3 separate regions of the Homo sapiens genome follow, and regions 2 and 3 are each linked to region 1. The links are chromatin contacts, found by Hi-C or POLR2A ChIA-PET in ENCODE. All regions are on one chromosome and are shown on one strand. Each heading gives the region's core, a stretch centred on a gene start or an enhancer-like site at or near the end of the contact. The rest is flanking DNA. Distances are from core to core; before and after follow the strand shown.

The links. Hi-C counts contacts between places; a loop is a spot of excess contacts on that map. ChIA-PET counts read pairs that join two places held with the same protein, here RNA polymerase II (POLR2A). Pooled maps may share reads with other maps.
Region 2: a loop to region 1 is called in a pooled map, with 3 times the contacts of the local background. The contact joins two enhancer-like sites. A Hi-C loop is called at or near these places in 2 of 168 maps with a recorded cell type or tissue (GM11168 and left cardiac atrium), 1 of 37 single-sample maps with no recorded cell type and 4 of 50 pooled maps. POLR2A ChIA-PET finds 5 or more read pairs at or near these places in 4 of 52 experiments (GM10248, GM12878, PC-9 and 1 more).
Region 3: a map with no recorded cell type shows a loop between it and region 1 (10-fold over the local background). The contact joins two enhancer-like sites. A Hi-C loop is called at or near these places in 6 of 37 single-sample maps with no recorded cell type and 4 of 50 pooled maps.

Annotation. Positions count from the first base shown.
Region 1 is chr5:149,803,633-149,807,333 of GRCh38, forward strand. All of the region lies in intron 1 of PPARGC1B (PPARG coactivator 1 beta), which reads left to right. Among named protein-coding and RNA genes, the nearest start is that of MIR378A, 73 kb to the left of the region's middle. RefSeq lists enhancers at 604-1,413, 2,065-2,714, 2,304-2,448 and a cis regulatory region at 2,371-2,381. Within about 2 kb of position 2,344, at least 29 of the 41 ENCODE cell types and tissues checked have a DNase peak (open chromatin) inside an H3K27ac peak, as active enhancers do.
Region 2 is chr5:149,664,155-149,668,042 of GRCh38, forward strand. No RefSeq gene overlaps it. Among named protein-coding and RNA genes, the nearest start is that of PPARGC1B, 64 kb to the right of the region's middle. Within about 2 kb of position 2,222, at least 9 of the 41 ENCODE cell types and tissues checked have a DNase peak (open chromatin) inside an H3K27ac peak, as active enhancers do.
Region 3 is chr5:149,604,532-149,608,747 of GRCh38, forward strand. The region is part of intron 3 of ARHGEF37 (Rho guanine nucleotide exchange factor 37); the gene reads left to right. It also overlaps the pseudogene RNU6-588P. Among named protein-coding and RNA genes, the nearest start is that of ARHGEF37, 25 kb to the left of the region's middle. RefSeq lists an enhancer at 1,723-1,862. Within about 2 kb of position 2,000, at least 13 of the 41 ENCODE cell types and tissues checked have a DNase peak (open chromatin) inside an H3K27ac peak, as active enhancers do.

The DNA of each region.
Region 1 (3,701 bases), core at 1,094-3,593:
CCCTTTCCTAGTTCAGGTGCCTGTTATTCTGTCATTAGCACACAGTAAGGAGGCCCAGGGGTGGGGAGCCTGCTGCAGTGCCACCCCCACCCCAGGACACATCCCTATTACTTGAGAAGAAGGGAGTGTGGAAACGTGTGATTCAGTTGACACAGATTCATTGTACTCGCCCAGTTCTTCGCTCTGGAACGCACTTCTACATAAGGCAGGCTCAGCTGTGGCTTAGGAGGCCAGCCAGAGCCTCGAGTCTGCAGGACCTGAGCGAGTGGTGGTCTGCTCAGCAGGCCTCCTTGGCTTCCCTTGGCCTCTGGCCCTCACTGACCACATGACCAAGGAGAGCCTGCTGGGGCCAAAGAGAACCTCTTTCCCACCAGCTTTATCTGGGAGCCTGTGGGTCTGCGTTTCTCATCATCTGACCCACTGGAAAAGGAAAGGCAGGAGTTTCCATAAGGGAATAAATGGATGCGGAAGGAAACCACCCCTCAACCCCCGGTAAAGGGGGGTTAGTGTGAGAGAGACTGCAGCCTTCACGATAGTGTGAGGCAGAGATGCCAAAACTGTCCTGGGAAATAGTGCCTCTGCGCCTCCACCCCACACCCTCCCGTCCTGCAAAGGTTTAGTAAGCACCTACTCAGTGCTTGGCACCTTTCCAGGTGCTGGGACTCAGCAAAGGACAAGGCCAGGTGCTTGGACAGTTTATATTCTGGAGAGGAGACGGATGGTCCCTGGTTCCATGCTATGCTTAAAACACAGTGATGCGGCCGGGTGCGGTGGCTCACACCTATAATCCCAGCACTTTGCGAGGCTGAGGTGGGTAGATCACTTGAGGTCAGGAGCTTGAAACCAGCCTGGCCAACATGGCGAAACCCCATCTCTACCAAAAATACAAAAATTAGCCAGGTGGTGGAGCATGCCTGTAGTCCCAGCTACTCGGGACGCTGAAGCAGGAGAATCGCTTGAACCCAGGAGACAGATTGCAGTGAGGTGAGCTCACACCGCTGCACTCCAGCTGGGGCGACAGAGTGAGACGCTGTCTCAAAAAAACAAAAACAAAAACCCACAGTGATGTAATCCCCGTGAGTGGAAGGATTGGAGTGTTGGGGAAGGCCTCTCTCACTGCGACTGAACAGTGGGAAGGTGGCCCCAGGACCTGGGGGAGGTGTCCCAGGTGGACAGCCCCAGACAGAGGGTTGTGTTCCATGGGAAGGAAGAAGGCCACCATGCCTACTGTATAGGGAGGGTGGGAGAGTCCAGGAGGTGGTGAGAAAGCAGGCAGGCTCCAGCTGCACTCGGCCCCTGAGGACTCCGGGTTTTAGTCAAGGGCAATGAGAAGTCAGGGGAGGGTTTTCAGCAGGAGAGTGAGCGATGAGCCCTGGTATCCGCTCTGCCTCCAGCTCGCTGGGCATGGTGGGCAAGCCCTGCCCCTCTTGATGGGAGCTTCCTCCTTCGTGATGTTGCCTGGGCTTCTGGAACCCAGGAAGACTCTCAAAGGTACTAACAGGTGTGGAGAACTTTCCCCTCCCCATTCTTTCAAAGTCACATAGATAACATGGGGAATGCCCACTTTGCTGGATTCTCACAGGCTGCTCAGACACCCTGAGTGGTAAATACCATGGACTTGGGGAGTGGTTTCTTAGTCTGGGGTTTGGGTCAAATTAACTATCATAGGGTCCTTAAATAGCCTACAAAGTAGTGTATATGGAAAATAGGTACGTGTATATGAGTTTATGCAAATAGAGAATTCACATGCAAGATACATCACCCTACTTCTAATGTGTAAGAAAGAAATAGAAATATGGCTATTTATTTATTTATTTGTTTTTTTGAGACGGAGTCTCACTGTGTCCCCCAGGCTGGAGTGCAGTGGCATGATCTCGGCTCACTGCAACCTCTGCCTCCCGGGTTCAAGCGATTCACCTGCCTCTGCCTCCCGAATAGCTGGGATTACAGGCGTGCACCACCACGCCTGGCTAATTTTTGTATTTTTAGTAGAGATGGGGTTTTGCCATGTTGGCCAGGCTGGTCTCGAACTCCTGACCTCAGGTGATCTGACCCACCCACCTTGGTGCTGGGATTACAGGTGTAAGCCACTGCGCCTGGCCTATTTATCTTTTTTGCCAATCACATAATGTTAAATTCACTCTGGTTAAATAGGAATATGATGGGTTGCCACTATATGACTTTTGGTTAATAAACATGGGAAACCTAATTAACTCTTTCATAATTCCTCCCATTTCAAAGCCCAGGGCCATGGTGGAGCTGTGGGGGTTCCCCAGGGAGCCCAGTGTGGGAACCACAGGACCAGATGGGCTGTGAGGCCCCTCCAGCTCCCACGCTGTGCAGCAGCAGGGGCAGCTGTGGGCCGAGCACTGCTGAGTCATCTCTCCCTCGGCCTGGTCATGTGTTGGCTGACAAGCCCAGGCTGGTGTGGAGTCCTGGCCTGGGTTATTGGGGAACTGACTTCAGCTCTGGCCTGCCGAGGCCCCCAGCCTACTGGGAAGGGGGAATCGCCAGCTACCTACTGCCTGTCCACCCACCTGAGGGTCCCCTGTCTGTTCATAAACCCCAGGAGCCGGCCACCTGAGAGGGCTGCATATCCTGGGTGTGTGAGTGCTGCCTGGGGGCTCTGGCATGACAGCAAGGCGGCAGTCAGCTCCAGGCAGCACTGGGCTGAAGGTGTGCACTGGCATCTTGCTGCCCTGTTGAGCATGACATTTCCTTAAATGCCATGAAGGGGCTGCCTGACCTTCACTCTCTTGCCAGGACCCCCTTTCTACCTCTTTCTGGGTTATTTATAACAGTGTTTACAAGAAAAAGGGCTTCTCAGCTGAGCCCTGGCCCTGCTCCCTCGGTCTCTCCTGCCAGCCAGGGCAGGAGATGCGGAAATAGAACCAGAGAACGTGGACACTATAGGACCCCAGAAAACACCTCCAGATGGAGTGTGTGGGACACTTTGTTTTTTTAGGTCTCTGGGACTTTTTTTTTTTTTTTTTTGAGACAGTTTCGCTGTTGTCGCCCAGGCTGGAGTGCAATGGTGTGATCTCGGCTCACTGCAACCTCCGCCTCCTGGGTTCCAGCGATTCTCCCGCCTCAGCCTCTCGAGTAGCTGGGATTATAGGCACCCACCACCATGCCCAGCTAATTTTTGTATTTTTAGTAGAGACGGGGTTTCACCATATTGGTCAGCTGCTCTCGAACTCCTGTCCTCAGGCCGTCCACCCACCCTGGCCTCGTAAAGTGCTGGAATTATAGGCTTGAGCCACTGTGCCTGGCCAACTTTTTAAAAAAAATTGTGGTAAAATGTACCTAACATAAAATTTACCCTTTTTTTTTTTCCTTTTTGAGACAGGGTCTTGCTCTGTCATCTAGGCTAGAGTAGTGCAGTGGTACCATCACAGCTCACTGCAGCCTCAACTTCCTGGGATCAGGTGATCCTTCCACCTCAGACTCCAGAGTAGTTGGGACAATAGGCATACGCTACTGTGCCTGGCCAATTTTTGTATTTTTTTTTTTTTTAGAGACAGGGTTTTGCCACGTTGCTCAGACTAAAATTTACCATTTATAAAGTACAAAACAGTGGCATTAAGTCCATTCACCATGTCATAAAACTATCAGCAGTCCAGCACTTTTCTGTCCTCCCAAAGTCAGGTACTTTGTCATCCTCCTGACACAGGAGGATGGCTGGCATGTCCCTAGGCACA
Region 2 (3,888 bases), core at 972-3,471, 140 kb before region 1:
CTATGGCTGCCTTTGCAATACAATGGCAGAGTTAAGCAGTTGGGGCAGAGACCATTAGCCTGCAAAGCCTGAAGTATTTACGATCTGGCCCTTTACAGACAAAGTTTGCTGACTCCTGGCCTAGCCTAGCTGGAAGGAAATGCTGGAAACTGGTGACCTGGCTGGCTGCTCTGGGAGAGGAAGGGACAGCTGAGGGATGAGGTAAGAGGGAGACTTCTCACTGGATACCCTTTCAGACCTCTTCAAAAGATGTCAACAAAACTAAAGCTATATATTCCTGCATGTGAACATATTAGGATGTATACATGTAGAAAAATATTTCAACAGCTATCCATCAAATGGATAACAGACTACTTACTTTGAGGGAGGGGCCTGGCTGGGGAGAGGGGAGTTAAGTGGCTTCAGTAGTAAATGTATGATTGGAATAGTTTACAAGGAGAATCACTTAATGTATGATTTAATGCAATAAAAGTGCAATAAAAATAAAGAGTGCATTCATAAAACATGGCCCTCATTGCACTTTCTTGAATTGTGTGTTCCATGAGGTTCCATGAGGTAGGCTCTTCCTGGGGAGCCATGGTAGCTCCTGGCATGGAGCATGGCCCTCTGTAGGCCCTAAGCTGGTTGAATGAGTGCGAGGGCCGGGAGATGTGTGTGTGTGCCAAGAGTGAGGGAGTGAGGGAGCGTGCTCACAGGAATGCACAGTTCAGAATGGGCTGGGGTGCAGCGGGATGATCTAGGGTGAAGGGAGGGCCAGAGTGGCAGAGCAGGGACATAGTCCCTAGCGCCTCCTAGTCCAGGGCCATCAGCTCCCCAGGGTCGGCAGCCGCCGTGGTTGAGGAGTCGTAGTCTTTTAGCCTGTCCTCATTCCCCTACCCTCATAAAGTCTCTGATTTTCTTTTTCTCCTTTTACAGCCTCTCTTGAAGGACATTAGGGGAATCTAGCTAGGGGCTTGTGCAGCACCACCTGTGCCTGCTACTCCCTAGAACTGCCTTTTCAGCAAGCACCATCTGTGGTGTCACTGCTCTCTGTGGGGGAGGTGACTCCTGCCTGCTACCCAGTGCTGGAAGACTCCCCTTCCCAAGGACCAAGCCTGTGGGGGCTGCAGCAGAACTGAAAACGGATGTTCAGGCGCCCAAGAACAGCCTGGCTCCAGGGACCAATGGCAAGAGGGTGTCTCACACATGGGCAAATTGAGGATGCCTCAGTTTTGTTTGGCTTGTCCTCCATCTCTTCTCCCAGAAACAGGGCCCTTATTTTTATTTAGGGAACTCTTTATGCTCACTCCGTGTAATTTGGGTGGGGCTGAACCAACCCTGGATGCAAAATTGAACACAAGAAACAGATCTGGCCAATCAGAAAATTCCATTTTTCTGGTCACAGTGATTGGTTCAGAGATGGGCAAGTGGCCCAAAGTTAAGCCAATGAACGTCAGCCTCAAGATTTTTGCTGATGCTATCAGGAGAGAGGTGCTGTCTCTGGGCTGGGCTTGTTACCTGCAGAACTACACTTAGAGCTGCTGGTTGACTTTTGTCAATACATAGAGCAAGCCAGCCTGAGAACAAAGCTAAGATGGGCAGAAGTAGAGCTGAGAATTGGAGACTGGTTCCTGATGGCAGTGTTTACACCAGATTCATATCTACCCTTGGCCTTTTCAATTAAATAAACTCAAAATTCCCTCTTTTGCTTTGGCTGGTTTGTGTCGATAAGAGTCATTGAAAAGCAGTGTTAGCAGAGGGAAGCTTCCTGTCAGATTCTCTGAGCATTTCATGAAGATTTCATTTCCACCCACTCTGCGGTGCACTTACAACCCTCTGCTCCCAGCTGTCCAGGGGCAGTCTGCCTCTCTGGCTTGCTGGCTCTCAACACCTCTCTGAGTGAGATATCCGACCCCCTAGGTCTTCTCTCCTCCCCTTGGCAACCCACCCCTCTAAATTCCAGCCCCTGAGGATCCAAGCCCATGGCCTGGTGTTAACTCCCATCCCCTTTATGACTGTAATGTGTCCCAGACACAACAGTTGATGTTCTTTAAGCTTTGATGAGTACTTCCTATTTGCCAGACTCTGTGCCAGCCTCATTACATACATAATCTCATCGAATCTTCTCAATAATGCTGTTGGGTAGGTTTTATGATTATTATTCCCATTTTCAAGAATAGAAACCAGTGGCTTAGGGAGATGAAGTAACTGGCCTGAGACCAAACAGCTGAGTCACACACAGTGGGAGGCAGGGCTAGACAGAGTTGTAGGAGGGAACTAACCCCAGGGCCTGTGCCCCAATCGCCACACCAGTGCTTCTAACCCAAGTGAGCCCCAGGATCACCAGGGCACAGGAGCCCATTCCAGGGACCCACATCCCCTGAGTGAGGATGGGAAGGTCTGGGAATCTGCTTTGTTAAATACCCCAGGGGATACTGAAGCATGAGGTCCCCAGGACCTTACACTGACAGTAGCCACTGTCTCCCCCATTAAGGACTTTGGCGCTAGAAAGGAGTTTGGCATTGCCAGATCTATTATTGCAGGAGCTGAAGCTCTGCCCTAGCTCAGAAATGATGACAACGCTAGACAAACTTCTTTGCTGACACAGGGAAAGGAGAGATCAAGGGCATGTGGATAAGCAACTCATGCCTGGGAATAAAACAAAAATTTAAAGAATAACATCATTCCACTCTTCAGGGGGTGGGTTGTGAGTGTCTGGACTCTAAGAGGTAAGAGGTATAAGCCAGGGCCCAGGAGAAATTCAAATTCTATAGGCTTTCTTCATTTGTCCCTGAAAAGAAATGGCTCTCACAGCCCCATGAATGAAGTTCAAAGTTATTATTATTATTTTTTTAGACAGAGTCTCACTCTGTCACCCAGGCTGGAGTACAACGGTGCAATCTCAGCTCACTGCAACCGCCACCTCCCAGGTTCAAGCAATTCTCCTGCCTCATCCTCCCAAGTAGCTGGGACTGCAGGCACCTGTCACCACACCTAACTTTTTTTTTTGTATTTTTAGTAGAAACAGGGTTTCACCATGTTGGCCAGGCTGGTCTAAAACTCCTGACCTCAGGTGATCCACCTGCCTCAGCCTCCCAATGTGCTGGGATTACAGGCATGAGCCACCGCACCCTGCCAAGTTCAAAGTTCTTAACAAAGCTTTGCACCCAACATGAGCTGGTTGTGCTCTCTTGACACCTGGCTTTTAGGCATACCTCACCTTTCTGCCTGAAATGCTGTCTGTTTCCTTCCCCTCCTTTGCTTAACAAACTTCTGCTTATCCTTCAGATCCCAGCATTAATGGCCCTCCCTCTGGGAAGCCTCCTCCAATCACCAAATCTAGATTAGGTGTCCTTCCTCAGGGCTCCCTTACCTCCCTTAATATGTCTTGATTGTACCTCTCATATTGTATTTTATGTGTTTAATTCACCCTGCTATACTGTGAGGTTCCTGAAGGAAGGGCCGTGTCTATCGTGTTCTCTATTATATTCTCAGCACCAGACATATTATAACAATGAGTTAGTGAAAGCTTAATAAAACCAAAACAGAAAGCCCCAGGCAGTTACATGCAGTAATCATATTGACCACTAGATGGCACACGACTATGACGTCCCAATTGGGATGGGCTGGGAGAGGGGCGTGAAATTGATGAGCAGGTTGGTGGAAGGAGGCCGGGGGGCCTCTGATCTTCTCCAGACTGACAGCTGGAGACCTTCGTGATCCTTAAATTTGTATGTGTGGAAATCTTTGTTCAGGTAATTGCCTTACTCCAGAACCCCATTTCCATTAAGGGTTACGTCTTCATGCTACACATTAAACACTTTTTGATGTCTCTGAAGTTTCTTCTCTCGCTTACCAAAGAGGTGTTTTCTGTTATTAGTGTTGCTGTTGATTGCTTGAAATGGTTTT
Region 3 (4,216 bases), core at 750-3,249, 200 kb before region 1:
ACCCACATGGCTTTTCTTCTCCTCAGTGCAACTGTGTGCCAGGCCAGGCTGCTCTGGCTCTTGCCTGCTGTCTCTCTATTCCCCTTCTAGCCCCTAGGCCTTGCTATGCAAGGAGAGCCCTTTTCCCAGTAAGGCAGCAACACCATTTTTTTTTTTTTTTTTTTTTTTTGAGACAGAATCTCTCTCTGTCGCCCAGGCTGGAGTACAGTGGTGCAATCTTAGCTCACTGCAACCTCTGCCTCCTGGGTTCAAGCGATTCTCATGTCTCAGCCTGCCAGGTAGCTGGGATTACAGGCGTGCGCCACCACGCCCGGCTAATTTTTGTATTTTTAGTAGAGACTGGGTTTCGCCATGTTGGCCAGGCTGGTTGCAAACTCTTGGCCCAGCAACAGCATTTTGAAAGATTTTTGGGAGACTGGGCATGGTGGCTCACGCCTGTAATCCCAGCACTTTGGGAGGCTGAGGCAGATAGATCACCTGAGGTCAGGAGTTCGAGACCAGCTTGGCCAACATAGTGAAACCCCACCTCTACTAAAAATACAAAAATTAGTCGGGCGTGTTGGTGGGTGCCTGTAATCTCAGCTACTTGGGAGGCTGTGGCAGGAGAATTGCTTGAACCCAGGAGGTGGAGGTGGCAGTGAGCCGAGATTGTGCCACTGCACTGCAGCCTGGGCAACAGAGCAAGACTGCATCTCAAAAAAAAAAAAAAAGAAAAGAAAAAAAGAAATATAACGTTAGCTGCAAATTTTTTAAATTTTCAAGTAGCTACATTAAGAAAATTAAAGAAGCAACTGGAATTAATTTTAATGATATCTTTTATTTAACTCAATAGATCCAAAATAATATTTTAACATGTAATCAGTATAAACATTCATCATTCATTACTTTTGTTTTGTATGAAGTCTTTGAAATCCAGTATCTTTTACACTGACAGCACATCGCATTTGGGGTTCATCATATTTCAAGTGCCCAATAGCCACGTGTGGCTGGTGACTACTGTATTTGAGCATTGAAGGTCTAGGTTACCGCAGGAGCTTTGGAATCTGACTAACAAGTCCCTGCCACCCACAAGCTCTTTCCTTTCTGAGTCCCAGTTACTGCCACCTTAAAATGATCATGAAAATAGTATCCATCTCTGTGCCAACAATGATGCCAAGTACTTAACCTGAAGGAGCTCTTTGAGTTCTCATAACATCGTTACTTGTTGATTATTATTAATAACCTCCATTTTACCAAAAACGTCTCTGAGGCTCAGAGAGGCTAAGTAACATTCCCAAGGTCACACAGCTTGACCAGGCAGAGTTAGTATTTGAACCCAGCTCTTCTAGAGCCCTAGGTCTTGACCATGCTGCCTCCCTTTCTCTCCTTTCCAACTAATCCCAGCTAGAGATGAGTATCCCCTTTTATGCTAGGAATAAATTGTTTGCTAATCTGTGACTGGAGAAGGACAAGCAGGGAGGAAACAAGCCTTTCCTTTGGTGTAATTGCCATTCTTGCCTCTTTGGACCACTCTGTTCTGTGGGAGTTCACTTTCCTCCATCCTTTAGTTACTGAAACACCCTTGCCTCTGGCCACACTGGTATGACACAGTTTCCTTGGCATGTCTGTCTCATTTCTGAGGACACACCCATGTTGAGGAGACTGTGGGAACCGGCCTAGGTTTCACGGCCACACCCAAGCTATCTCTTAGCCAGGCCGTCTCTGCAGTTGGCTGATCTCTCTCTCACACAGCTTCTTCCTGGCTGCAGTTTCGGGTGGTCATGTTCTGTCTGGCTCTAGGGGCTTCTCCTGGGAGTTCTTGCTAGGCATCAGCTGAACCAACACCGGGAAAGGGTAGGCCCTGGGACTGCGATCTCCCCATGGGGATCTTTGCTGAGAACTGGACCATGCACCTCTGGCCACCAGCTGATGTGTCCCAACACAGACCTTGTCTGGGTCACAGGTCTAGCCCATGGCTTTGGCAGGCAGTAGGGTCAGCTGGGCTTCCTGTGGTCCCTGGTTCCCCACCTGCCTTCTTGTGGTTAATATATTTTTCTTCACCCTCACCACTTCCTCTCAAGTCCGTCCACCCTCTGTAGGTAACTAATCTCATTAGTTTCTGATTTGAAAGTATGGAACGCTTCGCAAATTTGCATGTCATTTTTGCAGAGGCGCCATGCTAATCTCTATATTGTTCCAACTTTAGCGTATATGATGCTAAAATTGAGCACCAGTGTGATCCTTTTAAGCAGAAATCAGATCATGTCACCGTTGCTCAAAGGCCTCCAGTTGCTTCCTGCAACCATCAGAATAAAACCTGAATCCCTTACTGCACTCCACTTACTTTAAGACCCTACATGATCTGGCTTCTGTTTCCTGCTTATTTCCTCTACTTTATTTTTATTTTTTAATTAATTGATTTTTTGAGACAGTCTTGCTCTGTCGCCCAGGCTGGAGTGCAGTGGTGCAATCTCAGCTCACTGCTACCTCTGCCTCCAGGGTTCAAGCAGTTCTCCTGCCTCAGCCTCCTGAGGCACCTGCCACCACTCCTGGCTAATTTTTGTATTTTTTTAGTAGAGACGGGGTTTCGCTATGTTGGCCAGGCTGGTCTCAAACTCCTGGCCTCAAGTGATCCACCCGCCTTGGCCTCCCAGAATGCTGGGATTTCAGGCATGAGCCATAGCACCCAACCTGTTTTATTTTTTGACACCATCCACCTGGAGATTTATTTCCTCTACTTTATGCCCTTGTTCACCTACTCCAGCCACACTTGCCTTCTTGCTGTTGCCCTTGTGGCCAGCACTGTCCTGCCTCAGGGCCTCTGCAGGTGTCCTTCCCTAATACTTGGTGCTGCTCTTCCCTTGCTTGTTCCCAGGACTAGTTACCTCTGCCTCTCTGGTAGACATTCACATCTTGCGAAAGGCCTTCCCCAAGTACATCCCCCACCATTTTCTAACTCTTTATTTGGCTCCGTTTTAATTCATGGCACTTATCATATGTGTATTGTCTCACGCATCCATGTGAAGAGACCACCAAACAGGATTTGTGTGAGCAACAAGGCTCTTTATTTCACCTGGGTGCAGGCGGGCTGAGTCCGAAAAAGGAGTCAGCAAAGGGTGGTGGGATTATCATTGGTTCTTACAGGTTTTGGGATAGGCGGTGGAGTTAAGAGCAATGTTTTGGGGGCAGGGGGTGGATCTCACAAAGTACATTCTCAACGGTGGGGAGAATTATAAAGAAACTTCTTTTTTTTTTTTTTTTTTTTTTTTTGAGATGGAGTCTTGCTCTGTCACCCAGGCTGGAGTGAGTGCAGTGGCACGATCTCAGCTTACTGCAAGCTCCGCCTCCTGGGTTCACGCCATTCTCCTGCCTCAGCCTCCCGAGTAGCTGGGACTACAGGTGCCCGCCACCATGCCTGGCAAATTTTTTTTGTATTTTTAGTAGAGACGGGATTTCATTGTGTTAGCCAGGATGGTCTCAATCTCCTGATCTTGTGATCCACCCATCTGGGCCTCCCACAGTGCTGGGATTACAGGCATGAGCCACCGGGCCCGGCCTAAAGAAACCTCTTAAGGATGGGGGAGATTATAAAAAACATTGATCAGTTAGGGTGGGGCAGAAACAAATCACAATGGTGGAATGTCATCAGTTAAGCTATTTTCACTTCTGTGGATCTTCAGTTGCTTCAGGCCATCTGGATGTATACGTGCAGGTCACTGGGGATATGATGGCTTAGCTTGTGCTCAGAGGCCTGACATATATAATAAATATATTACATATGTAATATGACATATATAATAAATATATTACATATGTAATATGACATATGAGGATGGCGATTAAAAATAACAAATATGCAAACAAATTTTTTTTTTTTTGAGATGGTGTCTTGCTCTGTTGTGCAGGCTGGAGTGCAGTGGCGCGATCTCAGCTCACTGCAACCTCCGCCTCCCAGGTTCAAGCAATTCTCCTCCCTCAGCCTCCCAAGAGTAGCTGGGACTACAAGGGCACACCATCACACCCGGCTAATTTTTGTATTTTTAGTAAAGGCAGGGTTTTACCATGTTAGCCAGGCTGGTCTGGAACTCCTGACCTCGTGATCCACCCGTCTTGGCCTGCAAAGTGCTGGGATTATAGGCGTGACCCACCACACCCGGCAGTAAGTACTGTTTCTATTTGCATTCCATAGATGAGAAAATAGAGAGCTAGAGGAGTGAAACACTTGCCTCAGGTTACA